2 separate regions of the Mus musculus genome follow, and region 1 is linked to region 2. A link is a loop called in an ENCODE intact Hi-C map of the cell type or tissue named here. Cell type or tissue: heart. All regions are shown on one strand. Each heading gives the region's core, and the rest is flanking DNA. Links, peaks and the distances in the headings are about the cores only. Region 1 has its middle 38 kb from the start of Bcl11b. Region 2 overlaps Setd3 (SET domain containing 3).

Region 1 (16,716 bases), core at 4,672-12,671, 80 kb after region 2:
GGAAACGTGCCACAAGCATCAGGCTAAGATCCGGCTGGATCCGGCTCAGTTAACACGGCCTGTCTGAGTAGCAGGAAGAACTGCAGAGGGACTGGGTCCAGGGGAGAGGATGGAGAAGAGAGGCTCCGTCTCGAGGAGGTGCTGAAGGGAAGTCCCCTGAGCCTGGCACACACAGCGGAACACACGCGAGGGATTTGTGCGGAGAGGAAGCGTGTCAGGAAACCAGGCCCCGTTCCTGGTCTCCTTTTAAGCTTCCAGATCTGGAGGAATCCAGGGGATTGGGAGAAAAAGAGGCGGTACGAAGATGAGAGGAAGCCACCAGTGGGGAGAGTTAAATGCACGCACGGATCACACAGAGGGCTTTGAAGCAGCCATGGAATTGAGATTGAACTGGGTGTTTGGATGGTGTGTGTGCGTGCAATGTCAGCATCCTCAGTACACCCAGAACACCAAGAACCTCATGCAGGCTGGAGCAGTGCTTCAGCCATGAAAGGTCATCAGGCCCAGGGCAGGGGTCTGCTTGGATGCTGGGCTGTCCCAGGGTGGCCAGGTGTCTCTGGGTGAGGCTAACATTTAGATGAGTAGACTAAAAACAGGCAGTCTATTCCACACGTGTGGGCCTCTCCTCCAACCCTCTAAGGGTCTGAATAGATGAGAAAGACGCCAGACAGTGTCAGGGATGCCTACCTCAGGACCTTTGAGCCATAGTTTGCTTTACGTTGGCTCTGGAGCTACCTGGAAGCCCAGACTGCTTGTTGATCTCTCTGCTGAGGCTCTTGGGAGACGCTCAGCTCTTTTTGCTGTGAGCACCACAGGCCCAGGGCTTCTGGTGTACCCTGGAGGCCTGACCATCTCCGTGGCTGCAGGCACAGACTCGAGGCTCCCACGCTTAACACCTCCAGCAGTCGTAAGCCGTAAGCCGTTCCCCGTGGCTGGAACCCAAGTGCGGCCGGTCTGGGTCACGTAGGGTCTGGCAGGACCCAGGTCAGGTTTTCTCAGGAGCTGGTCACGGTCTGCACAGGTGCTGAGCAGCCCTTGGAGCTGGGGCTAGAAGGAAGCAGATGAGCTTCCTTCCTGAAGGGAGGGTTAGTCTGTGTTTCGGGGCTGGAGAGATGTGGCTGAGAGGTTAAGAGCACCTCTTCCTCTGGTAGAGGACTGGGGTGGGGGTGAGCGATTGGTTCCTGGTACTCAAAGTGGCAACTCACAACCACCCAGGAGCCAATGCACTCTCTGGCCTCCATAGGCACTGCGTACCCAAGGTGTACATACAGACACACAGGCAATCAAGCACGGAAGATAAAACTAAATAAATCTCTCAAAAAAGGGAATAATACTTTTTGTGTCTTCTCAAGTGGCACACATGCTATTTTTAATTGTTTATTTATTTACTATTTTTTTATGTGCACTGCCATTTTTGCCTACATGAATATCTGTGTGATGGTGTCAGACTCCTTAGAGCTGCAGTTACAGACAGTGGTGAGCTGCCATGTGGGTGCTGGGAATTGAACCTGGGTTCTCTGAGCCCAGACATCCCTTCAGGCCCACAAATACTATTTTTAAGTGCAAAGGATATGCCTACAGTGGATTAGTCTGATGCTGCCTGCATTTCAATGCTAAATACTGCTTCCTCAAGATGAGACTGCCTCCCCCACCCCTCAGCATCCTCAAACAATGCCACGTGAACTTTCTCCCTAATTTAACTGGTCCATAAAAGGCTAGAGCCTGTGCTTGGGCAGTGGAGGGAGAAAGGTGGGGTTGGAGGTTTGAGAGAAGGGTAAGAGAGAAGAGGAAGGCTAAGGAGGAGGAGGCCGTTATGGGCAGGAGAAACAGCAAGTAACAAGGAGCAGTATAGCCGGGGGAATAAGTCAGTATAGCCCTGGGTCTGCTCTATCTAGGCATACGGCTTAGAAGTAAAATATCTGGCTTGTGTGTCTTTTATATGGGCTTTTAGGATTGAAATTCTAACTACATGTGCCATTGGTAAGACTCCCGTGAACCTACTCCTTCTACGAGATCTTGCTTTGTTCTTGAGTTCTCACAGATTATCTTCCCATACAGGACCCATCTCAGGACCCACGGGGGATATGCAGCCTGCAGGAGGATGCATGCCAAGTTTATTCCTCCCAGGCCGAAAACCAGGGAGCAGCCCTTGGAGTAGACCATGTTTTTCTTCACTGTTTACTTTGTAAATCAGGCGCAGTAAGAGAGGAGCAGCAGCTAATAAGATAGGACAGTTGTAATAACGTGATATAGTAAAACCAACTTGAAACTTATGAGTTATTTTTGGAATTTTCCAATTAGTATTTTCAGACCAGAGTTGACCTTTTTTAAAAATTATTATTAGAGCCTTTCTCGTGGATGTGACAAAGTATCTGAGTGCTTAGGTTGATTTCAGAGTCAACGTGGCCCTGTGGTGGCCCTGTGGTGGCCCTGTGGTGGGGCAGAGCACCACAGAGGTGGGATTGCTTGGAGGAACTGCTTCTTCACCTCACAGTGGTCAGGAAGCAGAGACAGGAAGAGGCAGGGACAAGGATCTGCCACTCAAAGGCCTCACTTCCTTCAGCTACATTCTACCTTCTAAAATTTCCACCACTTACCAAAATAGCCTTACCAGCCAGAGACCGAGCCTTCCTAAGAGCCCCCGGGGACATTTTATATCCCATCCATGATGCGTTGGGTATCTACAAGTGCGGCTGGAACCTCGGTAAAGGTAAGGGGCGTGTGCACCATGTAATATGCGGTAACTCTTTGAAGACCCACCTGAGACCAGATCTAAGATGGCGGCGCCTTCCTTCTCCGGGGCATCTGTTCTTCTTCACCCAGGTGTCCCCACTCCTAAATCTGATGTGTGAATAAAAAATGATTAAATCTCACCCTAAGTTTTCGAAAAGGTGCGTTGTTTGTTTTAGTTCTTTGTTTCATCAATGTCTCATCACTTTCCGAGGAACCAGAGGATCAACCTTGGCTGGTTTGCTGCAGAGGGAGGTACAGAGGCCAGGGCAGACAAAAGCCAGGACAGACAGACAGACAAAGGCCAGGACAGACAGATGCCAGGCCAGACAGAAGTCAGGGCAGACAGACAGAGGCCAAAACAGACAAACAGAGGCCAGGCCAGACAGACAGCGGTCAGGGCAGACAGAGGCCAGGCCAGACAGACAGAGGCCAGGGCAGACAGACAGGTCAGGATAGACAGATGCCAGGGAAGACAGACAGAGGCCAAAACAGACAAACAGAGGCCAGGCCAGACAGACAGAGGTCAGGGCAGACAGAGGCCAGGGCAGACAGACAGAAGCCAGGGCAGACAGACAGGTCAGGATAGACAGATGCCAGGACAGACAGAAGCCAGGGCAGACAGACAGAGGCCAAAACAGACAAACAGAGGCCAGGCCAGACAGACAGAGGTCAGGGCAGACAGAGGCCAGGGCAGACAGACAGAGGTCAGGGCAGACAGACAGGTCAGGATAGACAGATGCCAGGACAGACAGAAGCCAGGGCAGACAGACAGAGGCCAAAACAGACAAACAGAGGCCAGGCCAGACAGAGAGAGGCCGGGGCAGACAAATGCCAGGGCAGACAGACAGAAGCCAGGGCAGACAGACAGAGGCCAGGGCAGAGAGAGGCCATGGCAGACAGACACCAGGCCAGACAGAGGCCAGGACAGACAGAAGTCAGGATAGACAGAGAGAGGCCAGGACAGACAAATGCCAGGGCAGACAGAGGCCAGGACAGATAGACACCAGGCCAGACAGAGGTCAGGACAGACAGAAGCCAGGACAGGCAGAGGCCAGGGCAGACAGCAGGTGGTTTGGGCTGTGAGACCCTGCGTGTGTGTTTCTGAGCTGTACTCTGTGAGCTTCTGGACAGTTGGCTCAGGTCAGCTGCAGTGGGACAAGGTGGGACCGCCATTCAAGAGGGAAATATCAGGGTGTGGCTGGTGCAGAGTGAAGCTGTGGGGCTACTGAGGGAATCACTTCATATTTACCTGTGTGTATGTGTTCACAAGCGGGTACGCATGTGTGCGCATGTGTGTGGACCAGTTGTACCGTGTGTGCGTGCGTGCGTGTGTGTGTGTGTGTGTGTGTGTGTGTGTGTGTGTGTGTGTGTGTAGGCCATGTTGTACCCTATAAACTTATAAAATTGTTACTTGTCAGCTAAATCTTTTTTGATACAAGGTCTCACCCTGAAGCAGGACTGGAACTCCCTGTATAACTTAGGTCAGTCTTGAACTCCTGATGTTCCCCACTCTGCCTCAGTCTCCTGAGCCACCATGCCTGGCTAGAAATGATACATTTATCAATATGTGCTGATTAGACAAACGTCCTTCCTCTACAAGCCTACACTAAAGAGTAGGGCGCAGTGGTATCCCCTGGAAGGCAGATAAGAGAAAGATGCTGGAGGGGGTCTCATGGAGTTAAGAACAAATTACCCAATTTTTTTTTTCCAGTAAGGAAAAAAGAAATTCCTTTCCCATTCCAGAAGGTGAAGGACCTCCACAGCATTACTATTCTGGCTTAGGGAAGTATGGGAGCTGTAGCCACTGCCAGGGCAGAGGGCCCTGAGGGCTTCTTCCCAGCCCTGTTCCTCCCTGGCCCTGGCCACCCAACCTCCCACAGCTGCTGGAGCCTGGGCTGCACATGCCATTGGGCCCCAGAATGGCTGCTGCTCTGTCCTCCACTCCCCAGCATTTGGGGAAGGCTTGCTGGGTCCAGCTCTGTCTACCTTTCTGGGGTATTAGGGAACCTACGGTCTATCTCAGCCTCACCTCTGAGCACCTGCAGGCTCTGTGCTCAGTCCTGTGCTTGACTCATAAGGACCAGGAGGCATCTGTTCCTCAGACAAATATAGCCCGGGACCCCAGGCCCTTAGCTTCTTGATAGACAATAACAATAGCAACTAAGCTAACATCCTTTCTGAGTTAAGATTCTATGCGTATCACTTTCTCTAATCTATGGAGGTAGCTCAGTTGGTAGAGTGCTTTCTTAGCATGTATAGAGTACTGGGTTCAAACCCCAGCACTGCATAAAACTGGGTTCTGTGGCACATACCTGTAGAACTTGGGATCCCAGGAGGATCAGAAAATCAGTCCTCAACTACATAGCCAGTTCAAGGCCAGCCTGAACTGTACCGGCTCATGCCTCAAAAAACAAAAACAAGCTGGCTAGATTGCTCAGTGGGTAAAGATGTGACCAAACTTGATGAGCTGAGTTCAATCTTTGAATTAGCATGGTAGAGGGAGAGAATTGACTCCTGGGGGGAGGGGGGGGAATAAGCAAAGAAACAAGAATCTTTACTATTGTCCCCATTTCAGATGTTGGGGCTGAGACTCAGGGCTTAAATCACACGTCGCAGACAATACGAGGGGAGACTGAACTCTAGCTAAGTCTATGTTCTTAATCACGGACCCTGGAAAAGTGTCTATTTGGAGACAGGGCTAAATGTAGTGGAAGTGGCGGCTATACTGCCCACCCCAATATAGCCACTCCCTCCTCCTCTCGGGCTGGGCCACTGGAGTGATGGGAATGGGAACATAGCTTCTGAATCCATGCAAACCTTGCTGGATGAGGGCTTCCAATGTGTTCTGCCAAAGAGGACACTGGATCTCAGCTCCAACCTCCCTGTCCCCCTGTGGTCCAAAGGCTAGAGGTCAGCGTTGGTTCAGATGATTTTACGGATAATGGGTCAGCTTTGGTGGAAGGAACGTGTCCAGTTAGGCATAAGCACCAGGTATGCTGCTGGGTCAGACCAGAGTGAGGCCAGCCCACACGTGTGGGTGGACTCCAGTACTGACCTCGGGTACCAGAGTCTCAGCAGCCAGAAGCTTGGAGGGCTGTGGATACAGTAAGAGTCACTGGAGAGGTCAGGAGGCCAAGGTGGAGGTAAGGACAGGAGGTGGACCAGGGACACCAGCCAGATGAAGCTGGCATAGCTGTGTTCCTTGATGAGCCAGCTCACAGGGCAAGGACAGAGCAGTAGGCCCTTGGCTCAGGGTGGCTGGGCTCCTCATAGGCCTGCTTTCAAATGCCTCCAGGGCACTGGAGTCAGGAAAAGGTGTGTCTGGGAGGGAGGGACTGTCTGAAAAGGAGACTGTCCCTTCACTGGAGTCCCCAGGCAGTGCCCTCTCCCCCAGTCAGGATGCAAACTCCTCAAGCAAGAAAATGCTTCTTGGAGTCTTGGGAGGAGCAGAGAAGCACTGAGTCCTGGGTTCGCTGCCAAACTCCAAGTTTGCTCCTTAGGCAAAGGCTGGAGTGAAGAGGAGAGCAGTTAACATATGGAAAAGTCAGCAACCTTCTCCCGTTGCCGGGAGATGCAGCTCTTGTTGCGGAAGCTCAGAGGCAGCTTGCCCTTCCTGCCTCCTTCCCCTCCCATCCATACCTGCCCGTCTCTAGGATCCAGCTCTGGGAAGGCTCCAATGATGAACAGTGGGTATATATCAGCCCCTGCCTTCAGGGAGGTATGGGATGGAAGATCAGATGGTGACAAGGGGTGTGGCTAGACAGAAAGCATTGGCTTTCAGGAATGATCAAGGAGGGCTCCTGGGAGGTGGTGGTAGGGGAGGTCAGCCAGAATATGTTTGGATCGGTGGGTTGACAGGGGTGGACTTCTACACTGGTGTGTTTCTGAGATGTGTACACACAAGAGATTGGAGCTCAAAAGTGCAAGGTGTGTTTTGTTCAGCTTTCTTAGGATCCATAGTCAGGTGAGATAAGACTTTGGATCTAGGCCTATGGCACATAAAGATACTGATTCCGGAAGGGGCCTCCTTGGTCACCAAGCCAGCTTGATCCAAAGGGAGATGCTGGGGAAAGTGTGGTCGATTCACACTGAGGCTCCTCCTGGGGTTGAGAAGGAAGACCATGACCTCTGTGGCCAGGGTCTGAGCTAGACGGAGTCAGAGAATCAAGCTCCAGACATTTCCCACAACAGCATCGCAGGCCACCTTCCCTACATCTCAGCATGATTGCAAGGGGTAGGTGTGAGAACATGTGCACAGAGGTGTGTGTGTGCATGTGCGTGCTCAGCCACAGCAAGCTGCTGGTCGGTAGATACAGCCTGTCCTGGAGACCAGTCCCCACACTCTGGCATCAAGTCACCAGGAGCTCTCCTGGCTTCAGCCCCATCCGTGCCCAGAACTCGGTGGTGTGCTTGGGCGTGGCAACCCACCGAACATCCATAGGCGTGCACCATTGGCAGGCAGACATCAAAGCCACGCTGGCTGGGCTGGTCAGGTGTCTTTGACCTGCTAAAGACAGGCACACCAGCTTATTCCTCTGACCAGGCTTGCCTCAGGCTCACAAAATCCTCCTGCCTCTGCCTCCCAAATGCTGGGATGAAAGGTGTTCACTACTATACCCAGCTTGGCTCTTGGAGGCCAAGGTGGGGCCAGTGCAACCCTGAACAAGTAGCCTGGCATCTGGCAGGTAAGGGTTCTAGGGAGCCCAAGGACCTTCACTGAAGAGGGCTGGCTAGGGGCTTACATCCCTGTACTTTGACCGGGAATGAGAGCGTGGCCTCTGGGTGAACCCTGGCATAATGGAACACTCGGCAAAGCCACCAGGAAGTCCCTGGAAGGAATCACCTGTCAGTCATTTGGCTTCAGGGGTTCAAGGCTGTCCTCCTTTGGACACTGACATGACAGGTCAGGGTTTGGAGGACTTGGGACAGGGCAGGTCCGGAAGCAGAGGTCACATAGGTGGGAGGAGGTGAGAACTCAGCTCAGGGGTGTTTTCTCACTTCTACAAGCCTGTCCCCTGGCTATGGCCTGTGTGGTCAGCTACCAGACCCAGGCTCTGACCTCTATGCAGCCTCTATTCCTGGGGGGAGGGGAGTGGTTCTTTGCTGCGTGGGCACAGTGCAGGCCACACACTGCAGCTGTCCCGAGGTCTCACTCTTGACTTTCTCGTGCCTTTTAAAAGCCACCTGAACTCTAGAGGTCATCAATTATTATCTTAGTCCATTCCGTTCAGCTGAGCAGGTGAGCCCACCTAGGTGCTTTCTCAGGGCCTCGGTGCCCACCCCAGTCTCCTTGTGCCAACCACCAGCTCTCTGCATGATGGCTCTGTGCCAGGGATCACCAGCCGCTGCTGTGTCACCAAAGCCCCAGACCAGGGTTTATAAGCTTAAGTGGCGCCCCCTTGTGGTTAGAGCTCACTTGTAATTGATGGACTCCGCTCCACCCACACAGGGTTGAAGGGAGATTTCAATGGACTTTACAATGGGGTAGTGAAGGGTAATGTCTTTATGCCGATTTCAGACTTCAGATGTTCACTGCGGCCTCACTTCCGCTGTCATGTGGTGCCACAACAAACCCCTGTCAACTGGCTTTCCACAGAATGAAACTTACTAGCACGCTGCTCGACCTTTCGTTAAAAAACAAAATCACAGCCCCCCAAATTACAAAACTAGACTCAAAAGACTTTATTACCAAAGAAATGTTTTTCAGGGGTCCCTCTTAATCCAGACTTGATCTGACTCAGGCCCCCAGCTTGTAAGTGAGTCACAGCCAGACACACATTTTATTTTGGGTTTTGATTTTTGTTTTATATTTCTCTTTTTTCCAAGACAGGGTTTCTCTCTATGGCCTGGAATGACTGTAAACTCTCTTTGTAGACCAGGCTGGCTCCAGACTCAGAGATCACCCTGCCTCTACATCCCAAGTGCTGGGACTAAAGGTGTGTGCATACCACTGCATCCAACTTCCAGACACAAAATTCAACAATGCATTCGGTCCTGGATACTGATTCTCTCTGTCCTCGGTCTGGGGATTTTAGGAGAAACCCAGGATTCTGAGAAATGCAGAGTTATGTTGTGGGAGGTGAGCTCAAGGCGAGGATGAGACCAGACATTGTCCTTGAGGTGCACGCTGTAGGTTCACAGTCAATGTTTAAATGGGGATTGAGGCTGTTAAATAGAACTGCCCATACCCCATCTTTAGGCTTCGAAGGCACCTTTGCCTGGTACCCTGTTCACTTTGCCTTAGTGGCTCTGCTATGTTCCTGTTCTGGTTGCCCTGGTAATAACTGTAGTTCTCTAGGATCTGCATATTAATTAATTAGCACAAGACAGTGGATGCAAATGTGTCTCTAGAGAGGGCACAGAAGGAGGTGGTGGGGGTCACTGTGGTATTTCTAGGTCACTTGTTGATCATGTTCTCTCAGTTCTCCAGACCTTGCTCTAGACACTTGGACCTGGGCCTTCTGGCCTGTGCTAGGCTTGCTGACCCTTCGTGTCTGGGCTGGGCTCAAACCCAAATGACTTTGTCTCTACCTTCACAGGTCACATCTCTTCTTCCCTCTGAGTCATAGCTCTTACCTAGGTCTCAGCTTCACCAGGGACTCCATGTGCCTATGAGCAGCAGGCTCCCTCCAGAGCTCGCATGGTGATGGATGTGACTAAGAGAGCCAATCCTGGCCAAGCTTCCTGGATGGCATAAAGGGCTGCCAGGCAGCTGCTTCAGGTAGAGACATAGCAAGAGTGCTCAGGTCCCAGAGCCTTGTACCATGACTCCTTTGCCACCCTTTGTCTGCAGCATAACTCGCTTTCCTGTCGTTCTCTGGAGAGACCCTACAAACTGAAAACCCACAGAGATGTCTTGCCAGAGAGAACAGCTCAGTTTTGGCCCAGTGAGCTGTCTTGGGACAGGCTGGAGGAAGGATGCATCTCTTTCAAAAGATGGGGTCTTTTGTTGCTGGCGTAGAAGTAGGGGCTGGGGTGATGGGGTCTCAGCCTTTCCACTTCCCTGAGGGAGCTCTAACAGTCAGGGCTACGCAGTGAGTACAGAGTATAGTAACTTAACTTAAGAAATACACCGATTTGGATAAAAAAGATACATGGTAATTTCGCTATCTCATTTCTTTTTCTTAAGTTTTTTGTTTTTAAATTGTGTATCTGTGTACCTGTCTCTTTGTGTGTGCACACATCAGTGTAGGTGTTCCCAGAGTCCAGGAGGCAGTTATGAGCCATCTAATATGGGTCTTGGGAACTCAGGGCTTCTGAAGACAGAGTATAAACTTTTAACGGAAGAGCCACCTTCCAGCCCAGCAGGGAGGCATTGCAATGAAGCACACGCCACACAAAGATCAGATACCGGTCACCCGGGCATCCATCAAGGCCACCACAGATCATTTCGTTGTGTTGGGGATATGTTTAAAAATCCCCCTAGCAGCTAGTTAGAAATAAACAGCCCTTTCATTGTCAGTCACAGTTGCCCTACTGTGCCACAGGTGTGAAGGAGTCCTGCAGTTTCTAACCACCTTCTCGCTTCCCTCTTTTTCCTCCCTGCTCCTTCTGCCTTCTGGGGATCACTGTATCATTCTCTGCTTCCATGAAATCAATTTTCCCTTTCCCTTACAGCTGAGAGCAAGCAGTGTCTCCATTTTTCTGTCTGGCTTATTTCTCTTATCATTGTATCTTCCAGTTCTATCCATGTATCTATTACATGTATCTATGTAATATTCCATTGTGTGCACATACCACTTTTTTTTTTCTGTGTGCATCTGTCAATGGATACCTAGGTCACTTCTCTACTGGGGACACTGAGCAGTACTGGGTTGTTTGGATGCAGCTGCCCCCCCCCCCCCATGTTGACTTCATTTCCTTCGGACAAATCCCGAATCCCCAGGAGTGGATGACTGGACCATATGGCCGTTGATACTAGTTTGTTTTTCTTTGTTGTTTTTTTGTTTTTGTTTTTTGTTTTTTGAGGACCTGTTACACTCTTTTCCATAATGGCTATGCTAATTTATTTCCACCAACAGTGTGTGGGCGATCTCTCTCTCTCTCTCTCTCTCTCTCTCTCTCTCTCTCAGCACCTACTTACTGAGGTGTGACTGGAATTAAAGGAGCCACCAGGGCTGCTGCTGTAGTTAGGGGCCACAGATACCAAGTGGCAGGAGCTGTGAGCCCTCCCTTAGCCGAGGGGTGTAAGGTGGGGTCAAGTCTCCTGGTTGAAGCTGTTGTCAGAGGAGGACATGACTCAAGCTAGCATCATGGTGCTCACTTAAGGAGAGGGCAGAAAAGGAACGTCAGACTCTTCTTCACTTCCCATTTGCAGGGACCGGCCAGTGGCTCGGTGTAAGGCTAAGCTGCTAAGTCGATATAGTCCTGACTGGGTCCTGCATTCCTGAGCCACACAGCAGAGAGTAGACCACGAGGCAGAGGAAGCCACGGAAGCTGCCCTAAGTTGCTCTGTCCCAGGTTGCTGATTCTAGGGTGTCAAAAGAGGCGCTGGGGGGATGGCTCAGCATGAGGATCTTCAGAACCCATTTAAAGGTTGCATGTTGTGCTGTATGTTTGTAATCCCAACACTGGAGACAGGTCCTAGGGCCTGGAGGGAGAAGCTTGCTGGCCTCATCTAAAACCAAGATGGAGATTGAGGAGGAAACCGGATGCTGACCTCTTGCCTTCATACGCATGTTCACATGTAGTCCCCCCACAACATGCAAGCACACGGGAAACACATGCACACACACGAGAGGCCTCTCTTCGTGCCTGTGACATTCCCATATATGGCAGAAAGACTCTGGAGAGCAGGCTCATGGTGGCTTTAAGGCTCCCTGTCCTCAGCTATTGACTGTCAAGAATGCTGGGTAGATTTTGGAGTACACCAGGGGTCAGGAATTATAGGTCCTCTCTGGGTATTGAAGGTGCATTCCTGTGGTGCCGAGACATGGGAAACACCGGATAAGCCTGTTGCTAGGATTGCTGCAGACCATTAGCCATCTTCCCCTGCTTCATGCCTTGGGCTGTTTGGATGCTGCTAAGGCCATATAGACTCACAGAGCCTAGTCCAACCATGATCAACCCTTTAAATTATAACTAAGACAGTGATCTTCCTAGATCCTCGTCTGCGTGGGAGTGAGAGGTGGGTTCTCTTTGCCCCTGATCAGGGGCAGCTGGCTCCAAACAGGGTCCTGCCACCAAACAGCTGCAAGCTCCAGTAGCCTCCTAACCTGTGATCAGAGCCCAGGGCAGTTGGCAGGCAAGCCAGTCTCACTGCCTCTCTGACCCAGGAGTCCCAGTGCCCTGTGGTTCCGTTCTATTGTGTGACCAGCGCAGCTGTCACTCTGGAGGCCAGTGGTGGGCTCTGGGTGATCATTTACAGATCAGGAGGGGGAGATAAGGCCCGTGTGGCTGACTGTTTGCATGTCCCTTATGCTCATAAGGCGATGGCACCGCGTGGCCACATTCCCTGCTGGCCCCCCTCTTCTGACTGTCTTTTATTGTCCAGTCTTATCTCTCCCTCCCTAGGCCTCACCCTGTGCAGATCCGCAGGACCATAACCCTCTTCAACTGCTGCTGGAGTCTTTGTGACCTTCTGCCCCAGGTGTGGAAGGAGACCTTATCAGCAGGGGTGGGAAGGCTTGGCAGGCCCAGCCCTGGGTGGTCAGAGAGGGGACATTGTGTAAGCAAAGCTGAGACAGGAGAAAGACCAGCACTGTGCAACAGGGTTTTTTAGGACTCGTATTCTAGGCTGAAAACATCCCTGTCAATCTCCGGTGCACCTCACCCCTCCACAAGCTCTTGCTGCTTGGGGAGTGGGATGGGGTCAGATTAGTTCTTCTTCTCCTTCTTGTACACAGCGGCTATTTGTGTTAGGCAATGAGACCGAGATGTGAACCAATAAGTGACTAGGAGCCCCGAGGGGCTCTCGGATTTCTGTCTTTGTGTCTTAAAGTGGTTTCGGACTCAGATCCTGGTGCTGTGTCCACACCTTCTTAGGATGGGAAGGGATCGGTCACTGCAGGCTGGAGGGCTGCTCCAAAAGTGGGAAGGTGGAGGCAGGAGGATCTCAGCCACTGTAGCTGAGCCAAGGGCTTCCAGGTCAGTCAGTTCAGTGAGAGACCCTCTCTCTCTCTCCTATCTATCTATCTATCTATCTATCTATCTATCTATCTATCTATCTATCTCCCTCCCTCCCTCCCTCCATCCATCCATCCATCCATCCATCCATCCATCCATCCATCTATCTATCTATCTATCTATCTATCTATCTATCTATCTATCTATCTATCTATCTATCTATCTATCTCAGCACTCAGAGGCAGAGGCAGGTGGATCTCTGTGAGTTCGAGGCCAGTGTGCTGGTCTACAGATGAGTTTCAGCTCAGGGAAGGCTTCATACATAGAGAAACCTTGTCTCAAACAACCAACCCCCAGCCCACCCCCAAAAGATGAAGAGCGACTGAGGATTGGGAAAGTGACAGTTCCCCTCAGTTTCAGAGCAAGGAAGTCATTGGACACAAACTCACACCTATCAAGTTCAAGGTTTGAGCTACAGTCCCTCGCCGGTTGCACAGCCACCGTGGCTGGTCTTTGTATTTCCATTCATAACGGAGGGGATAGAGGACAACCTGGGTCTCGTGGACACTTGGCTGCAGAACCTGGTATCACCCTAGGGCAAATCCATCTCTCTGTGTCTCAGTTTCTGGTTTGCAAAATGGGGCTTGTGAAGTCCCCTCTACCCAGGTACTAAGACCTGAAGCAAGGGATGTCCTTGCTAGGAACAAATGCTCCCTGAGTGGCAGTGGCTATCAGATGATGTTGAGAAGAGGCGCTGGTGTGCCCATTGCCCAGGTGAGGAAACGGAGGGTACAGGCGGGCTGGGCCAGCTTAGCCCAGGGCATATCTGATACCTCACACATCCTTTTCTCTCCTTAACGGGTTACTCCTACAGTGTGTCCAGCCTCAACTCCAGACCTGGATATGGCCAGTGAGTGTGACATCAGCTCTCCCTTCCTGAACTTGCAGCCTAAAGCTAGCATTCATTACCCAGGTGTCCTGCATCTCACCACTCCATAGAGTAGAGATAGTGGGTCTCGAGTTCTTGCTCTGAGTGTTCAGATCCCCTTTGTGGACTTTGGGAGCATACATAGAGTTTGGGAAAGATGGGGTGCCTACTGGTTCCTCCAGTCTTGAGTCACTCTCCTGTGGGCCCAACCCCTGTTTGTTTAGTCTTTCTGGGTTTCAGCCCTTTGGCCAGTGAAGGTTAAAGATTATTGAAGCAGCTGACAGTAAAGTGCCCGGCATGTTGGCCTTTGCACCTCCATTAGCAGCGGCAGGATCGCCTTCTCCCCAACGGCCGGAAAGGCGAAAGTGCCAGGGTGTGGGCAGGCACGCCTTGGGGCATTAATATTGAAGGACAGTCGCTTTGGCTTGGCAGCTGGGCCAAGTTTCTCTTTTATCTGTAGCTGGGCCACAATGTGTCATTGTTCTCGGTCTCAAAGGCCACCTTGCAGCCCCAGAGTGGACCTGGTGTGGCCTCCACCTGCTAGAGTAAACAGGCACTCAAGGTGGCCTCGGGCCAGGGGGACAAGAAAGTTTCCTTCTCCTGGAGGAGCAGCTTTCCTTCCAAGTGGGCCCCATGGGCTCACCAGTCCCCTGTCTGGACCGCAGCTCCTCAAGCAAGCAGGTGGCTCTCAGACAACCTGGGCCCCAGGGCAGTGTCAGAGGCTTTGTGCCCTGGACCCGGGGGGGGGGGGGGAGCTGGGGGCCCACCTGGGGCAGCTGGGGGCCTTCTTCTCAGAATAATGCTTTCTTGGGGCCTTGGAGACCAAGCTCAGGGATTGAAAGGAAGCTAATGATGCTGAAATATAGTTATCAACATATTTCAAAGCAGACTTGAGTCAACCCAGGTGGGTCTTTATGGATGCAATAAACAATCTGGCCACAGATCCGTTGACAAGCGCAGCCTCTGAGTAGTGGAAACCGTCTTACAGTGTTCCTGCCACAGACACAGGAGCCACTGCTTTTCTGAAGGATTTCTGTGCAGTGTGCTTATGTCTGTTAGTTTATTTGTTCATTGGAAACAACTATTGATGTGCAAGAAGTCGCAAAATACCATAGGCACACTACTTCTCCCTTGCCAGCTTTTCCCATAGCCAAAACCATCGTCAAAAAATCAGGCCCTCTATCCCCACATCCCTTGCTTCTGTTCTCACGCGCCTGGGTAGGGGGCTTCACAGCTCCCAGTTTACAAAACGAAACTGGGACACAAAGAGATGGGCTTGCTTAATATTTTTTTTTCTGCTCATGATCCTTTCACACAGGAAAGAGAAAAAAATTGACATGTATGTATGTATTTATTATTTATTATTTATTTGGGTGGGTTACAACTGTCACAGTGCATGTATGGAGGTCAGAGAATAATTTGCAGGAATCAGTTCTCTTCTTCCATCATGTGGGTCCCTGGGGATTGAACTCAGGCCATCGGGTTTGGTGGCAAACACCTTTACCCCCGAGCCATCTCACTGGCCCTCACCCAAGAATTCTTTATGTAAGAATTCCCCATGTTAAGGTGTTTCATATAGATACATCAGTCAAACATTCATCAATAATAAATCACAAAAGATATTTAATTTAAAACAGTACACATATCATCTTATCATTTATTAAACATTAAAGCAAATTTGCATATTAACTAGATGGGCGTGTTTGCTCGAGTTTCCACGGACACTTAAGTCTTGGATGAATATTTGACATTTTTTTTGAACATTTGACATTTTTAGGATGCAGAAAATCTCCAGCATTTTCAGAGTTTGACTGACATTTTGGTATCATCATTGTTAATGTTGGGGATGTTGCTTCAAGTGAATATAAGGACTATGTGTTGGTTTAAGTGAGAAATGTTCCCCATAGGCACAGTAGGTGGTACTGTTTGGGGAGGAAGTACATCCCTGGGGGTGGGCTTTGGGAGCAAAAACCTGTTCTATTTCTGGTTTGCTCTCTGCCCTTGATCTTGCACCATGCCTGCTGCTAGGTGCTACAGTTCCCTCTCATGATGGATTCTTTGTTTTGTTTGTTTGTTTGTTTGTTTGTTTCTGAGATAGGGTCTCTCTGTATATCCCTGGCTGTCCTGGAACTCACTTTGTAGACCAGCCTGGCCTCGAGCTCAGAAATCCGCCTGCCTCTGCCTCCCAAGTGCTGGGATTAGCCCGGCTCTCATGATGGATTCTTACCTTCCTGGAACCATAAGCCCAAATAAACGTTCTTATATAAACTGCCTTGGTCACAGTGTTTGTCACAGCAACAGAGAAGTAACTGATAGAGTATAGAACAAGAAAAGTATGTTTATGATCATTTTAGACGTTATAAATTGTATTCTAATCCTAAACTTAAGTTAGTTTAAGGATATATTTTAAAATGAAACTTAAGTCAGCAACTCAAATAGTAACTTTAAAAACAAAACCTTATACTATAGTCTAGTTCAACAATGTAACAATTTGATGCCCACATGCTGAGGACCTACATGCAGGGAAAACAAAGTTAGAGAATTACTAGAAGTCTTTGTGTGCTGTAATTAACTATCATGTTATGTGTTGAAAATCATATAAGCACCAAAAGTGCCGCAATTCATTAAACACAATTGGGCTGCAGCTGTGGCTCCATGGTAGAAGGCTTGCTTAGAATTCACAAGGTCCCAGGTTCAAGCCCCAGCATTGCAAGAAAACCAAACAAGCAAAACCAAACAAACAGGATAGTAACTTGCAGTAGTCTTTAGTCTGATCTCAGGTGTCTCCAGCAGGGTTAGTTGCTGGTTAATTTTGTGTGGTGTGTCAGTGTGTGCCGTGTCATGTGAATACTTGGTATGAATGTTCAGAACAAATTTGTAGCAAGCATAACCAGAAGTGGATTCCTTAGGGATCTATTTTGAATTAGTTTTCATGTGTTGGCACTTTTAGAAACCTTTTACTGTTGCCAGTTTTTTTTTGTTTTTGTTTT
Region 2 (16,716 bases), core at 4,407-12,406:
TTCTAACAGTGCCACTCCCTGGGCCAAGCATATGCAGACTATCACATTCCACTCCTTGACTCCCATAGGCTTATTCAAACATGAATATGAGAGCCATACCTAAACATAGCATAATGCAAAATACATTTAGTCCAACTTCAAAATTCCCTGTAGTCTATAGCTGTCTCAATATTGTTAAAAGTGGAAAGTTCGGGCCGGAGAAAAGGCTCAGTGGTTAAGAGCATTGACTGCTCTTCCAGAGGTCCTGAGTTCAATCGCTAGGACCTTCTGGTATGTCTGAAGATATTGACAGTATACCCACATATATGAAATATATAAATCTTTAAAAAAAAAAAGAGAGAGAGGAGGAGGAGGGGGCGGCTGGCCCTCTTTTTAAAAAAAAAAAAAAGTTCAAAGTTCAAGGTCTCTTCTGAGATTCATCCAATCACTCAACTGTAATCCCAAAAGTAAGACAGGAGACCAACCAGCTGTGCAAACTCCAAACTTCACATCTCCATGTCTGATGTGTCAAAGCAGTCTTCAGATCTCCAACTCCTCTTTCATCTTTGCTGACTGCAACAGACTTCTTTCTTTTGGGCTGGTTTCACTCCCTGTTAGCAGATTTCCTCAGCAGATATCCCGCAGCCCTGGAGATATCTTGGGGTCTCCAAGGCAACTTCAACTTCACAGCTATTTGTTCTGGTGTCTGGGATCCACACATGATCTTCTGGGCTCTTCCAAATGGCTTGGGTCACATCTCCATCTCTACCCTCTGTAGCACTCCAGGCTCTAGTTGACAGACTCCACTATCACTGCTGTTCTTGGTGAGCATCCCATGGTACTGCATCTCCAATACACTGTGGGGATCCACTGCAACTAGGCTTCACCAATAGCCTCTCATGGGCTATCTTTATCATGCCAAGCCTCAACTCCTTTCCAATACCCCTTCAGTCCTGAACCACCAACTGTAGCTGAGGCTGCACTTTCACCAATGGCCTTCCATGGCCTCTCACAGAGCCAAGCCTCAGATGCTCTTCATGACCCCTTCATGCCTTCAAAACCAGTACCACCGAGGTGACTCTTACACATTACCAAGTACAGCTGTAACACGAGGTACAACCTTGGCTATCTCTGGAACACAGCTTCTTTGTGCCCTCAGAAAACACTTCCAGAAGACTTCACCACAGGGATGCTGGTCTCTTTTTAATCACTACTTATTTCTTAGCTCCAGCGAACCAGCATCAATTGTCCCAGTAGTTTCTTCTATTCTTGACTCTAAAGCCAGAGCCACATAGCTGAAGCTGCCAAGTTCTGCTGCTTGCAGGAGCTGGAACATGGCCGGCCCCCATGTTCTATTACATTATCACCAGCTTTCTGTTTTCCAACTCCTTCACTGACTAAGCTTGGCTGTCCTGGATCTTGCTCTGTAGGTTGACCTCAAACTCAGAGATCTCCATGCCTGTCTCCTGGGATTAAAGGTGTGTACCACCACGCCTAGACTTAAGCTTTTGTTCAACTAGAGCTTGCTCTGTCCCAGGTTGGGCTTGAACTCAAATATCTGCTTGACTTTATCTCCTGTGATTAAAGGTGTCTACCACCATGCCTGGATCAAAACTTAGCTGAGCAGGGTCTTCCCCCAAAGTCCCATTCCCTCAATCTGTTATCTCCTAGAGCACAGGATTTGGCTCCATTTCACTTCCTGATGTACCTTTAATACTCAAACCATATAGTTTATATTTTTCCTTTCTAAGCTTGCTATGCTTATTCAAAATGCTCTCCATGAGACTTAACTAGAGAACAAAGTCTCTACTGGGCTTTTTGAGACTTCCTTCTTATCAGTGCGATTAATCTGAATCTCTTCACCGTAACCTCAGGCAAACTCTTTAGACAAGGGCCACATTCTTCAGTAAAATCCACAAAACCGTCTCTAGGCCACATACTGACATTCTTCTGTTTTGGACCAGGTCTGCACAATTCAAATCACTAACAGGAACAAAGTCTTCCACTTTCCTACTAAGATGGCTCATTAAGCCCCACTTAAAACATTCCATGGCTTTCCAAATCCAGAGTTCCCAAATCCACATTCTTCCAAACAAAAACATGGTCAGGTCTATCACAGCAACACCCCAGTTCCAGTACCAACTTCTGTCTTAGGGTTTTATTGCTGTGAACAGATACTGTGACCAAGGCAACTCTTATAGGGACAACATTTAATTGGGGCTGGCTTAAAGGTTTAGAGGTTCAGTCTAATATCAAGGCAGGAGCATGGCAGCATCCAGGCAGGCATGGTGCACGAGGAGCTGAGAAGTCTACATCTTCATCTGAAGGGTGCTAGCAGAAAACTGGTTTCAAGGCAGCTAGGATAAGGATCTTAAAACCCACACACCTACTCCAACAAGGCCACACCTACTCCAGCAGGACCACACCTTCTAATAGTGCCACTCCCTGGACTGAGCATATGCAAACCATCATAACAGTGGTGCCTATTTTGGAAGAATTTTGGTAATTAAGTATACACCAATAAGGTTCTTGCTGATAACCTTCACAAAATACAGAGCTGGCAGTCATTGTTTGTATTCCTGCTGTTTTGGAGATAGAACACTTCCTTGTGTCTAGTTAGGCCATTCTTTTCCTAGGTCAAGATTTATAGATGCACTCTAGATGTCAGCACTCTGTAAAGGAAGAGGCTTGAAGTGCACACTCCTGATCATGGTCATCCCAGCTTAGACAATGAAAAAGTAAACTGTATTGTGCAGCTGAAATCATTGTCTGCTTTTGTTTGGAGGTATCGTTTGAGAAGGGTCTTACTATATAAATCAGGTTGTCGTTGAACTTGCATAGATCTGCCTGCCTTTATCTCATGAGTATTAAAGATGTGTGCCACCACATACTGCTAGCTTGCTTTTTGGTGAAAATATGTTCCTATAAAATAACTGCTTTGCTATTGTGTTGATTTCTCCATTTTATGATGTTTGTTTTTTAACATGGAGAGGAGGATTTGGAATTTTGCTTCTGAGTAAACATTGACCCCTTAATGGAGACCAGGAAATGTGGCTTTCTTTTGGCTGAATCCTCTTGTCAAGCAGCAGAGATGTCTGAGGTTAGGGAGTGTAAAAGTAAGCTGAGAGAGGGAGAGGAAGGAAAAGAAAGAAAAGAAATGAAAAGAAAAGAAAAGAAAAGAAAAGAAAAGAAAAGAAAAAGGTTTCAGATGGTTGAATGGAGACACTGAGATGGCCCAGCAGTTTCCTCGGCTGACTTTCCCAGGGTGAACACTATATTCCTGGAGTGAGCAGGGCGGTGTAAGAGCTTGCCTTGTTGCTTGCTGGATTCTTTTTTTTTTTTTTTTTTTTTTTTCCATTTTTTATTAGGTATTTAACTCATTTACATTTCCAATGCTATACCAAAAGTCCCCCATATCCACCCACCCCCACTCCCCTGCCCACCCACTCCCCCTTTTTGGCCCTGGTATTCCCCTGTACTGGGGCATATAAAGTTTGCAAGTCCTATGGGCCTCTCTTTCCAGTGATGGCCGACTAGGCCATCTTTTGATATATATTGCTTGCTGGATTCTTAAGATGGAGAGATGTTCAGAGACAGTAGAAAAAAGTTTGGCATGGTTCTTTGCCACCTAGATGGCAGAAACAATTCTGTGTGTCTCTGTGTGTATCTGTCTGTGTTCCCTGGAAGCGCTTCTCTGGGCCCTTGAGGTGGTGTTTGTAAAGGGTTTGCTTCCCATGTTCTTACCTGCTGTGCAGGCCTGTGCAGGTAAGGTGTTTTTCAGGTGCCCTTGTCACAGCTGTCCTCACTTGGGATGAAGGCTTTCCTCTGTCTTGGAGGGAAAGATGTCTTTGAGGCTCTAAAGGCAATGGAAACACTCACTGCTGGTGGCTAAAACCGTGTATCTGCCTCCGTAGCTTACTAGCAGGGAAAGGAAATGCCTTAGACTGGCAGCTCCAGCGACTTGGGAGGTTGCAGAGGATGGACCACCTAGAGGGGCTGGGACTGTGGCCTCGCCATACCAGCTTCTTTTCTTGTCTGTCTTTCCTCTGGCTCTGCTGGATGTTAATTTTGGATCTTCATGTGCCTTCACAGGTATGCAAGACTTGTTGATGGATCAGTTGTTGTTTTTTAAAATTTTTCACTCTGATGTATAACTTTTAATTGTCTACTGTTAACTTATTTTTAGTTTTTTTTTCTTTCTAAATCAGTAAATATTTGAGTAAATAAGTGATTGATAGCTCATATGTGGCTGGCTTAGGCACAGTTTGATGTATGGTTGATTTTCCTTCAGTGTATACACATGGTAACTAATAAGTACACTGTAGAGATGGTTTTTTGGTAATATTTTAGCAAACTGCAGTTAAATTTAAATTGCAGGTAGACTATAGATTCAGTCATCTAAAAAGTATTTTTAAATGTAATGATCAATATTGTTATTCTAATTTCATATTTTGTTTTAAGGTGATATATATTTGCTAGGATAAAAATCTACTCTCCCCTACATGCACACATGTTTGTGTGTGTATGTGTGTGTACATGCGCTCATGTGAGCAAAAAGCAGGAACTCTTGATTAGATGTGTATCGATGTAGTTAAATTTTTATTTGATCATATTGAGTGAGTTTGAAGAACTTTATGATGAAAAAATTCCCCAAAGAATTGAATGTAATCTGTGTTTAAAAATAAAAGTCTTAAAAATTGATTTTTCCTTCAAGAGCTGAATATATGAACCATGCTTTGATTCTGATTTATGGGCATCAGAACTAAGTTGTAGATTCAATGGCTGCTTTATGATTTGTCCTTGTTAAACTGTTCTGTGTCCACTAGGAAATACAATAGGAGAAGAGGGTTCATTGACTCCTAGGTTCGTGCTGTGATGTGTGCTGTTTCTGGCTTGCCTTGGTCATGGAGCGTCCTTTTAGTTCCCATCTTGCATCTCCCCTTCATTCTGCCTCCTTCCAGGGAAACCTCCTTTCCTCCTCTGGTATCGTCTCAAAGGGAGAAGGGCTCCATCCAGACCTGGGTGACAGCTGACGGGGCTGTCTGCCGCGTCTCTGTTCTCTTGTCTGACTTGCTGAAGTACTTATCAATGTACATCAAATGATGTTCTCTCAGAAGCCCTGCAAAGCATCCCAGTTATGAAACATATGTGACTGCGTCCAATATCAGATATGAAGGTCTGTGTCTGGTTTCATCCTGGTAGCAGTAAGAGAAATGGGGTCATCTTTGGACTTAGGTGTGTCTGTCTTGGCAGATGAACCCATGTTCCTTTTAATTTATGTTTAAGGCATGTAAGATAAATGTATTTTAATCGTCAGTTTAATTACACAGTATTATGGCTTTTCATCAGAACAAACTTAGGTACAACTTATGAAATGCATTCCTGTAACTGTTGAAAGAGCAGTGCTGGACTGCATTTGTATTTTGAGAATTAATTGATTATGCATTACAACAGTTGTAAATTCTTTAACATACAATTTTTAGGAGTCATTTTTATGGACTGATCAACTTCCCTTTTAGCATATGGAGTGGCTCTGTGAAGTGACTGCTGTATTCAGGTTGGCCTCCTGAAGCAAAGCAGTCCAGGCATAAGAGACCCCAGCACAAAGGGATGATGGGTTTTGGGAAGACTCGTGCTCTGGGCCCTTTATGTGTTGGTATCTTTCTTTTTTCGTTTTTACATCAAATGATGATCTATCAGAAGATAGAACATCAGTGTTCTTCAGCCTTTAGATAGGTTACATTTGTTTCATTTGAGAATTGTTTTAGGAAATACCTGAGCATATTCATGCAAGTAGCATTTTTAAATGTTTACAACTGCTTATTTCCTGGTGCTAAACGCAAACCCACCCTTGATTCAAACACATTTTGTTCCTGTGCACAACTATTAACGTTTCGAAGCTGCTTTGCACACTAAACGATTCCGGGTTAGGGATCCACATAATAATGGAGTGTACTTGTTTGGTTCTTCACAGAGGTTTGTTGTAAGAGCTTAAAATACGACTGCCACTGACTTGTGTGATACACAGTAACTGTTTATTTAATGTAAGTGCACCCTGGATCGCTCCTCTCTCAGCCTGAGGAATTTGCATGCTGCATAGCAGCCATCTTCTTTTATACTTTATTAAATATCTGTCAATTATAAATATCAAGGTTTTACATTAATGTCAAGATAGTACATCAAAAATTCATGGAATATGTGACTTTTTCCAAGGGTATTTAATACTTAATGCATTTGTGTCATTTTTCTTCTCAGAGATATTGACAGCTTTTATTAAGTGTTTGTTAGGGAGATTTCATTTTTATCAAGGGACTATAAAGAGAAGCTGCATGCTAAATCAATTTTAAAAGCCAGAATATCATTCATTTTTCCATCTTCAAACACTTATAATCCATAGATTTTATTTAAATTTCTTCTTGGTTTATTTTTGTTTTATGTGAGTGGTAGTTCGTGACAGCACTTTAATAAGGATCAACTATGCTGACTGTAGTGGTTTTTAATTTCCTTAAGCATCACTACCAGACCCATGCAATATGGTAAATTCTTCAAAATGTCATACTTACATATTTAGCAATATTGCTTCTTTTTATTGAAGCCAAACAAACAATTTTAGATATTAATCTTTCCCAGACATAGTGATTATTTTGTACAGGTACAATATTGCTGTTCCTCCTTATTGAGGGCTCCTCCTTTGGACGGAAAAAGGAGAGCTTTGAGAGGGTCGCCCGACTTTGCAGAGAGAGTCTAGAATTATTTTAATTTTCACTTATTTTTGAGGTAGAGTTTTATGTAGCCCAGTTTGGCCATTGCTTGAGTAACTGGGATTACAGGTGTGCATCACCAGCCCTGGCTTTAGAAACTCAGCCTTGCATGCTCCCCGTCTGATAAAAGCTGTGCTGTTGTTTATTTCCACATCAACTATTTATTATGCTCAAGAAATAATCATGTGTTGTTTATGATTGGAAGGAAGCCTGTGTCTAGTTTCGGACGCTGTTTGTTAGGATTTTGGGTGGAGCAGCTAGTGAGTCAGCCCCTGCCGGCTCCCGTTGGAGGCCTGTTTCTTGGGTCTGTCTGAGGATTCTCTAAACTGGTCCCACATGCAAACCGTTGTCTGGGAAACTATGACACTAAAATCAATTGGCCACCAAGAATGAGGTTCATGGTTCAACTGCAGAAATCTTTAAAATCCAGGGAAAGCCGTGGGGAAGCAGGTCAGACTTATTTCCAGAAGGGAGCAGAGTATCTTTGCCCTGTACTAGGAGTGAAATATTTTCATCACGTGAGGACATTTGATAAGCTTTCAGCTCACTTCAAATTAATTTTAGTCAACAGTGAAAGTTTTTTTTTTTATTTCTGTTCAGGTATTAAATGAAAATTGTTTGCAATCTACATTTGTCTTAGTTTTGTTCATTTTTTTTTAAATAAGGGAAGCCATTTATTTCCAACATTAAGTATTAAACATTAAAGAAAAATTATAGATGAATTATTTTTGATATTCAAATACCTCTAAATCCTTCAAGAATACTATATTCAGATGAAAGGTACTGGCATTGGTTTTGTTTTTGGTTTTTTGTTTGTTTGTTTGATTTTTTTTAGAAACCTGATTTTATTCAAATGAAGCTGAATGTTGCTGGTAGGGACTGCATGCACTCTTTGATGCTGCCAATAGATGGTGCTGGCGTCACAGTAGAGAGAGCCTGCTGAGGAGGAAGGCACTGGCTGTGCCTCAGTGCCACATTGTGCTTCCGACTGTTAGGTTCATGTGTCAGTGCAGACTGGCTTTCATACAGGATCATGTGTACTAGGCACACCCTGGTTTTTTGAGAACAGCTATTTCTAATTGTTTCTGAAAATGTTATATAACCACACAGAAAATATACTTACACATCTTTTTTACTGAGGTTTTTATTTTTAATGATTTTATCAGAACTGTTAGGTCATGCAGGATATATGCAAACTATTAGAAGGTGCACATTGGTTTAGCCTTCCATCTTCTTAGTCCTGGAGTGGCCATACATGTTCTTGAGGAATCCAAGATAAAGAAACTCAACTGTTGGAAGAATGTTTAAGTGCTTTTCAAAACTGAAAACTGTCAATTTTTTCCCTTATTTAATATCAGCCTTTTGTGGGGAGGGTGTTAAAATTTTATTATTTCTGAGATTTCACATAGGTATTTACCAACTTTCAAAAGGCCATAGTAAATTCCATAGTTTAAGAGAATTAAAACATTTTTTAAAAATAAAATTTTTGCATCTTTTAGACTTTGGAAAGAGAATTTGGGTGTGCAAAGTTTTCAATCATAAGATAAAATGAGATTTCACTTTATTACAAATGAAAGGAAAATTGGTCAATAGAATCCGTTCTCCTTACTATTTTGCAGTTTGTCTCTTCTTACCAGGTTAGTTTTGAGAAGAGGAAAGGGCCTTATGGTGATTAGTATGTTTAAAGGGAAATCTGGACTCTGTCTTGGCTAAATGTGATAAGTAAGAGGAAGGCATACCTCGAATCCTCAGAGCACAGGCTCCAGGGCAGGCCGGTGGGGCGGGGCTGACCTCCCCTAGCATACCATTTCCTGAACCAGACTGGAAGTGCCCTGTCATGTTCTGTACGTCCCCTTAAAGTCTCTTATTTAATTGCACATTGCTAGTACAATATTCATTTTATCGCATTGTGATTTATTTATGTTGAGGCAGGTACTAGCTAGGTAGCACAGGCAGGTCTCACATTTCTGATCCTCCCATCTTAGCCTTTCAAGTGCTGGTGTTTACAGGTATGTACAGATACACCTGGCCCAACATGCATCTTAAAGATTATGTAAATACAGTTTTACATTTTGACTTTTCTTCCAAAGGCTTAAAATGAGGCTATAAAGAGAGGAGAAGCAGGCACCTGGGAGCTAACACCCAGTTAGCCCCTTTTGTAATATATAATTTGTCTAAGATTATGCACCAAGGACAAGCTTTTGTTTTTCTGAGTGATTTACGGTTTGAGCCACTTCTGCCTCATTCCCTACTGCCCTGCGCACAGTACCAGCCAGCACAGTACAGGGAGCGGTGATGAATTGCAGTGCACTTGCCGTGCCGTACCTGGAGTTAAAACTGCTGCGTGGAGCCACACTAGCAGGCACACGATCAGCTTCCGCAGATCTGGTCTCCAGCTCAGAAACAACCGTTTGTTAATCTGATCACTTAACTGCAATCTGTCTCAGACTGTAACTGAAACTTAAGGTTAAAATCACACTGTTACAGCTTTAATTCCTTAATTGAGACAGAGTTTTAAGTGCTTACAGGTCTAAGGGGTAGGGCATTATAAAAAGGGAATGTGAAGCTATAAAATTTTCTTCCATGTGTAAAGTTTTGGATATTTTATCAAATGTTCTTTTGTTTAGAGAAAAAAGTAATTTAATGATTGTCTGTGTTATCTTTATCTTACTTGTATAATTTACTTCATTCTCTCACAAGACTTGACTTTGCTTGATTTCCTGTGTTTGATCCACATTTACTGTGTAAATAATTCATTTGCACCTAAGTCGATTGTCATCAAGTGTTATTAGAGAATGTGAGAGTATTTCCAACGTACTAGAGGGTTTGTAAGTGTTGCTTCTTGTGACATACAAAGAGAATAAAATCTAGCAGAGCATGAGACCCCGGGAGAGGCAAGCCTCCCTATTGGCTTTGCAGGCTCCATGTTCCCTCAGAGCTCGTACTCGTAGCAGAGGGTGTGCCTGCCTTTGTGCAGCAGTCCACCTTACACTGTCTTGTGTGGTGTCTGTGGGTTCCGGATGGAAGTGTGAAGGAGCAGATTTATGGCGGCCGCTGGGCACAACAAATTAAGTTGACAGTGATGTATGAGGGCACAATAGCACACTGATCCCTCAGTTGCGCGGCTGGACGCCTCCTGCTTCATTTGGCTCTTGTTAGGATCTGTTAGCAGCTAAATAATGAAATTCTGTTGACTGATTTCTGTTTTCTCCCTTTTTTCCCCCCCACCTCTGCTTCCTAAAACCGTTGATTCCCAGACCCATCCTCATGCCAACAAACTGCCCTTGAAGGAGTCTTTCACTTACGAGGACTACAGGTTTGTGAGGGCGCTGTGTTGCGGGTGGTTTCTGAGGATCTGGAAGTGAGGGCAGCTCGGCAGCAAGTGGCCTGCTGCGACCACTTACAGTGTTGAAATAGGGCGGTCTCAAAAGCCAGGGTGAGCGGCTTCGATAAGCACTGGCGTTTTGACAGCTGCCAAGAAACCGCTGTGAACCTGTAATGCCAGTAGCTTGCCTGAGGTAGCCAAGGGGCGTTTGGGCTTAACATTAGTGTTAAGTGTTGCTAAAGGACTTTTTCTCTTTTAAGTAGATTAACATTAGTGTGAAGCAGGGATTCTTTGGAACATAGAGCTAACGGACTGTGCTATGTAATAAAAGTGCCGTGTTCCATGCCTCGTCCACACCGTGGAGGGGTCTGTTAGAGAGGAGAAGCAGCACCCACTGGTCGGTCAGTGAGGCTCAGAGCCCTGCCTACCGCTGAAGTCAGCGTTTGGGTGAGGGGGAGCTGGCTTTGGAGAGAGCAGTTTCATCACCACGTAGGTTGAGACCCCTGCTTCTCCTAGTTCCTTTGCATACTCGGTGGGCTGTGTGCAGGCTTCCTTTCCTGCCATTCTGCCCCCTCCTCCTCTCAATTCTGCCTTTAGTTCTAAATGGTACAAAAAAGCCTGAAAACTGGCAGCCACTCACAACCTCAATTTCCTAATTGAGTGTGTTCTTGTGGGGGTGGCTTTTCCACAAATTTACTCTTAATTTGTTTATTTTATTTTATTTTATTTTTTTGTAACAGGTGGGCCGTCTCATCAGTTATGACACGGCAAAACCAAATTCCTACAGAGGATGGTTCCCGGGTGACCTTGGCTCTGATTCCTTTATGGGACATGTGCAATCATACCAATGGCCTGGTAAAGATCTCTTCCTGGGGTTGAGGCTGGGGGCTGCTGAGCTTCTGAGTGCATATTCTCCTTGGCTCCTTATTCCCCTGCCAGCTCTCTCCAGGACAAGCAGAAGCAACCCTTGCTCTTCCCTGCCTGCCTCTAATAGAAGCTGGGTGTCTCTTCATACTGAAGACTGAAAACTCCAATCTTAGAGCACTGTGAGAGACTGCGGCGACTGCGTTTGTATGGTCTGAGCCCCAGCCCCAGCTCTCACAGTCATTTCTTGTCTCACTGGACCACAGGCTCAATGGGCCACTTTGCTTTTTATTCTCTTACAAGTAGGAATTTATTGAAGAAAACCTTTCATCTTTCTGTCTCTCTCTATGGCTCTTTCTTTCTGTTCTCTGCTGACTCCTTTCGCCCCTTGCCCTGCTCTGTTCCTCGGCCACTATGGTTTACCTGCTTTGCTCTGGAGCCTGTGTATGGCAGGTGTGTGTGCTAGGCTCTGGGCACAAGTGCAGGGCTGCCTGGTGGCTGGCTGAGTGAAGACAGGAAGCGTCTTCCTGTGGCCAGTTCTGTAAGGGAAGAGGGCAAGTCCTGTTCCTCCACATTCTTGGGTTCCAGATGACATGGGGCGGAAGCTTTCTCTGATGAGGACTCACACAGGTGTGTGTGTTGGGGGGGGGGGGGGGTTGACAAACCCAGCTCATTCTGAAGTTCTCAGCATAGCTGGCCTGCAGGGTGAGTTGGGTTTGATTCCTGTTCTGCAGTGCCAGCTTGCTTTGTTATTATTAGCAATATTATAAATAGATTAAAGAAATGCTGAAAGTGATTATTTTCCATCTATACAGAGGCCTGAGCACATGCGCTGTGCAGCAAACACTCAAGGCAAATTCCTCCTGCTAATTCTGGTAGTCTTTCAGATCTTCACAATATCTGAACTGTAGCTAGGAAGAATTATACTTTTATAATTACATTTTGTCTTAATTTAGATATGCTTAATTTAATTAGCAGGACTAAGAAATAGTAGCATGTTTTACACTTTCATTAATGCATATAATTTTTATATTCTTTGTTCTTTTTTTTCCTTTAGAGAGAGACATTTTTAAACTGATAAGCTTGAAGTTTAAATATCTGACCCTTGTGTTTTCTTATCCCTCTATAGGAACTAGATCACTATTTCCCAAACTGAGTTGATCATTAAAATTTATTTTCATTTCCAATATTAAATAATCAAAAAGAATTAAATAATACAGAAGTCTCTAGTAAAATAAAATAAGCCACTCTTGTCCCCTGCAATCCTAGTGTCCTCTGGATTATTAGCTGCACGGAAGGCTGCTGCAACTGAGGGTACTGTCCCACTCTCTTCTGTCTTTTGACTGTTTGTGGCACCCTTACATACATATTCATGGGTGTTCTGAGTTTGGGCATTGGTGTTATGTCCCTGCTGGTATGGTAAAACTGTGCACTCTTGAGTTTATCTCAAATTAAGAATAACAGAAAACTCTTGGTATATCTTTTTCTCTAATGTAATTTGTGTGTCCTGTAATCTACCATTGTTCTCTGCTAACCCTCAGAAAGGTTGTTCAAGAAGCCAATATGTCATCCTTGTCCCACACACCTAACTGGATACCTTAGTTGATTTTTTTTCTGTTGCCATGAGGTTTTATGGGGCATTGAGTGTGGCAGCATTTAAGGAATGCAGTTTCCAACTGTGAAGCTGCATATCTATCATACTCATCACCAGTTAACCTCCTTTAAAATGAGGTACTTGAACTCAAGGTTTGGCTTTTCAGGGAAAGGCTTTTATTCTGTGTGTCTGTGTGGACTCTCCTGCCATTAGACTCTCACAGGGGAACTGAGGAGAAAGGTGTAACCCACTAGTGCTGACTGCTTTCAACAGTACCGGACCCTAGGGACTCTCTGTGGTGGCAGCAAGGCAGAAGAAGTGCTGCCTAGGATTCTGGTGAATGGGAGTGAAGTCCTTTGCCCCTGGAGAAGCAGGTTTTAAGATTTTCTTAGGCCCATTCCTAAGCTATAGGAAATATGTCTCTGTGTGAATACTCTTGCATGTATACATGTTCACAGGTTTGTGCAGGGGTGAGTGTGTGTGTGTGTGTGTGTGTGTATGTGTACACTGTTAGTATTGTGTGGATGGAGGCCAGAGGTCAAGGCTGCATGGCTTTCTCTAGTGTTCTCCCCCTCATATTTTGTTGGTTTGGTTTTTGGGTTTTTGAGACAGCATTTCTCTGTGTAGCTCTGGCTGTCCTGGACCTTGATCTGTAGACCATGCTAGCCTTGAACTCAGAGATCCACCTGCTTCTGCTCCCTAAAGGTGTGTGCTACCACCACCCAGCTCTACCTCATATTTTTGAGACAAGGTCTCACACAGTAACCCTGGAGCTTGCTACTTTCACTAGGTGGTCTAGAAGGTTTCCCTGACTTTGGCCCTCTGTGAGGGTGTGAAAGATGCACACCACTGTGCTTGGGTTCTTTGTTTATTTAACTTAACGTAAATGCTAGAGATCCAATTCTTATTCTTATGCCTGCACAGCAAACATTTTACCACCACACAGTTGCCCTCATTTTACAAATGTGTATCTTTAATCTTGCTGGATCTGTCCAAAATGATCAGAGTTGATGGATTTTTTCCTGTCAGTTTACCTGAGAGGGTCTCTGCTAAGGGGTTTATAGACAATTGTGTGTGTTGTGGTGAGAGTATCATACATGACTGTCAGTCATTGTGGTAGAAAGCTTTCAGGGCCCTCTGATTAACTGGTGAAAATCCCCAAGATACTTGGAATCTCAGCTCAGATCAAAACCCCAGTTTTCATAAACATGTACAGTCTCACCTACTTCTGACTTCTTGCTGTCCCTAATCCCAGTACAGCCCCGTCAGTGCTTGTGCTTGCTGCTGCTCCTGCGAAGAACACTTGTTCCTCAGATGCTCCTGACACTTAGAGTTAGTGTCAGGTTAGGCCAGCTACCCTGGGCGTTCTGTCACACAATCCCCTCCTTATCCTCTGTGACCTTCCTACAGTGCCCATATACTATAGTTCCTTTGGGGTTTTTGGTATGCTTTTTGTTTGTTTGTTTGTTTGTTTGTTTTGTTTTGTTGGTTTTGAACTTGCTATGTAGTCACAGATGGCTGGAACTCCTTCAGCTCTGAGTGCTGGATTGCAGGTGGTACTTCACCTCACCGGCCTCCACCCATTACTTTAGGAGGTTCGTTATCTGTTGCTTTGAAGTGACAAGCATATACACTCTGGTCTAGGACAAAAGAGTAGGACACATGGACACAGCTGTAATCTGTTTCTTTAGTTTTTCCGCTGTCTTTTTCAAGTTGAATCAACACGTATGCATAACGTCATTCCTTCTTCATACATGATGCAAATAATGGATATACTCTGAGGAAATTGAAACAAAGATGGAAATGGTTATGTCCTCTGTATGTGTGAGGGAGTCATGTGTCATACTCTTTCTCCTGTGGTGCTGCTTAATAGGTGAGTCTTTGATTCTCCAGGATGGAATGAGTGTGACCAAAAGGAGCCAGAACAAGTATACACAGTCTAGGAGGCTCTGAGGGATGGGGCATCCAGATGGACTGTTTACTTAATCGGGCCTCGATCCACCCCCCCCAGGAGTTTGTGCCTCAAGGCAGTCTTTTCAAAGGCAGTGTCGGGTGTTAGAGACTGTACATCAAACACTGGAGACTCTGATTTGAAAAACATTCCTGGTTCATGGAGGCTGGGAAGGCAGTTATATAGGCGTATGTGGTGGTAGCTATAGAAGAGAGAGGGTAGGGAGAGGTGAAATGGGGGGGGAGGTTGTTCCCCAAAAGAAGAATGGTTTCTGAGTCTCAAAGAAGAGTAGGAGTTAAAGATGACTCCTACTATCAACACCCTACTACGAGAGGGAACAGGACTGTGACCTATGTGGCAGAGAACACCAGGCTCTGAGGCCTCCTGGGAACTTGGCACTATCCAGAATCACTCTGTGATGAGCAGTGTAAAGAAGTGTAGTGCTGCAGCCTAGACCACTCAGAAGAGGTTTGAAGACTACATGTTTACAAAGCAAGGGCAAGGAGTAGGCATGAGGGAAACTGGAAAAGAAGATTCAAAGGGTATTTAAGAGTTTATGGGCATTTAAGAGCAGTCACATCTGTGTATTGCATGCAGAGACAAGACAAGTGTGCCATGGGTTGGGGTCAGGATAGGGGACTTTTCTGTACTGTCTGTACCTACCATATGGGCTTAAAAACGCTTAGTAAAAAGAAAGGGACGAATAACTATTTACTTTGCCTTTGCTTACCTGAAAGTTTTAGGTCACTGTAATCACAGAGTAAAGTGTGTCTGTGACTTAGAAGTGGCTCTTTTCTTGTCTTCTTGATTCTTAAATAGTAGGAAAAACCCACTTTTTATGTATTTCTGGTATTTCTGGTCCAGGGCCTTGAGCATATTAAACTCGTGCTCTATCACTGAACTAAATCCTTTCTTCACATTGATTTCTCCCTGGACAAAAGTTATATAAAAGTAACACTTGTAGGTAAATACAGAAACCCCAAAGGCCCCCATGAGTCGTGAATAGGCAGGGCGGCCAGTGTGGGTGTGGGCCTTTTGTCATCTGTGGAAACCTTACTCTGGGCTCAAAGGCAGTAATTTTCTAATAGTGTGTTTGGTGGAGACCCAGAAATGATGCACATTATCTTTTCCCAAGAGAGATTGATTTACTTCAGATTTGCAGTTTCCTGTACAGTCTTTGATGTGCATGGAAATGCCTGGCACCCTTACCGGCTCTTTGCTGCCCTGTTAGCACCTCTCGACACCTTTGCCCTGAGGGCGCCTGCCTCCTCACCCTTCTTTCTCTCCTGCCTAGATCACAACTGGCTATAACCTGGAAGATGACCGCTGTGAGTGTGTGGCTCTGCAGGACTTTCAGGCTGGAGATCAGGTAGGTTTCTGCATTCTAGCTGAGAGCCAACCCATGGGCACTGAGGAGTGGCTTTTTATCCTTAGGAGGCACTGGGCATAGGGAGGAGCTGGGACACTGACCAAATCTTGAGTCAGAAAGATGCTTAGAATTGTACTTTGAAGAAAACAATGTAGCTGTTTGCACAACTGAACCACTATATGTGATACTGTGGTTAGCCAAAATAGGTTTTGTCATACAATACTGAAACAAATGTTTTGTTTTACAAACAAAACATTTATAAAGAGGTAGTATTTATTTACCTCTTTCTTTATAAAGAGGTAGTATTTAAAAGAGGTGGGGCTTAGGTAGCTAAATCCTAAGGGAGTTAGAACAATCATTCCTGTCCTCTTAGACTTTCACTGTGATATGTATATTTTTATATCTAATAATTTGAGTAGAGGCACAGTTAAGTTTCCCAGTCAATTTGAAATACACATCTATAAATCTCTGTATTTATCAGTTTTATAACCCAGCACATAGTAAAAAACTAATAGAGACAGACACTGCCTTCCACTTGGTCTTCTCTTGAGAAACGTTCATAGCCTGTTAGTGTGAAAGTGCACAAGCTGTGGAAGTGGGTTTCTGACAGGAGTTAAGTTAAAGGCCTATTCTAGAGTATTCCCCTGTTTTAGAAGGAAAGGAAGACATGGTACATTCTAAAGTACAGTTTTAGAGGAGGCTGTGTCTGGAGAGGCTTAGCGTCCTGGGTCAGTATCTCCCTAAGCCTAGCCCATCTTCCCTGCCTCGTCGTGGTAGACATGTGCGTTGGGCTTACTCTCCTTAGGTATGCATTTGGCATTTGGGAGCGTAGGAGGATTGCACACGTTCACCTTCCATGCAGCAGGCTTTAAC

What was found. Hi-C counts contacts between places; a loop is a spot of excess contacts. Peaks named below come from ENCODE experiments on the same cell type or tissue, not always from the same donor. Only the 100,000 strongest peaks of a DNase experiment are listed, where the experiment ranks them.
Region 1: a loop joins it to region 2, with 8 times the contacts of the local background. A loop is called at or near these places in 17 of 42 quality-filtered maps.

The regions. Positions count from the first base shown.
Region 1 is chr12:108,033,170-108,049,885 of GRCm38, reverse strand. No RefSeq gene overlaps it. Among named protein-coding and RNA genes, the nearest start is that of Bcl11b, 38 kb to the right of the region's middle. In heart, for the core only: a CTCF peak has its summit at 8,127 (motif pointing left); a DNase peak (open chromatin) is centred at 8,065; H3K27ac peaks cover 269 bases; H3K27me3 peaks cover 1,527 bases.
Region 2 is chr12:108,112,446-108,129,161 of GRCm38, reverse strand. It overlaps Setd3 (SET domain containing 3), which reads left to right. Exons shown (of 13, transcript NM_028262.3): 7 at 9,998-10,056; 8 at 10,806-10,920; 9 at 15,769-15,843. Among named protein-coding and RNA genes, the nearest start is that of Setd3, 58 kb to the left of the region's middle. In heart, for the core only: CTCF peaks have their summits at 7,645 (motif pointing right) and 10,242; no DNase peak of the experiment used is centred there; H3K4me3 peaks cover 699 bases.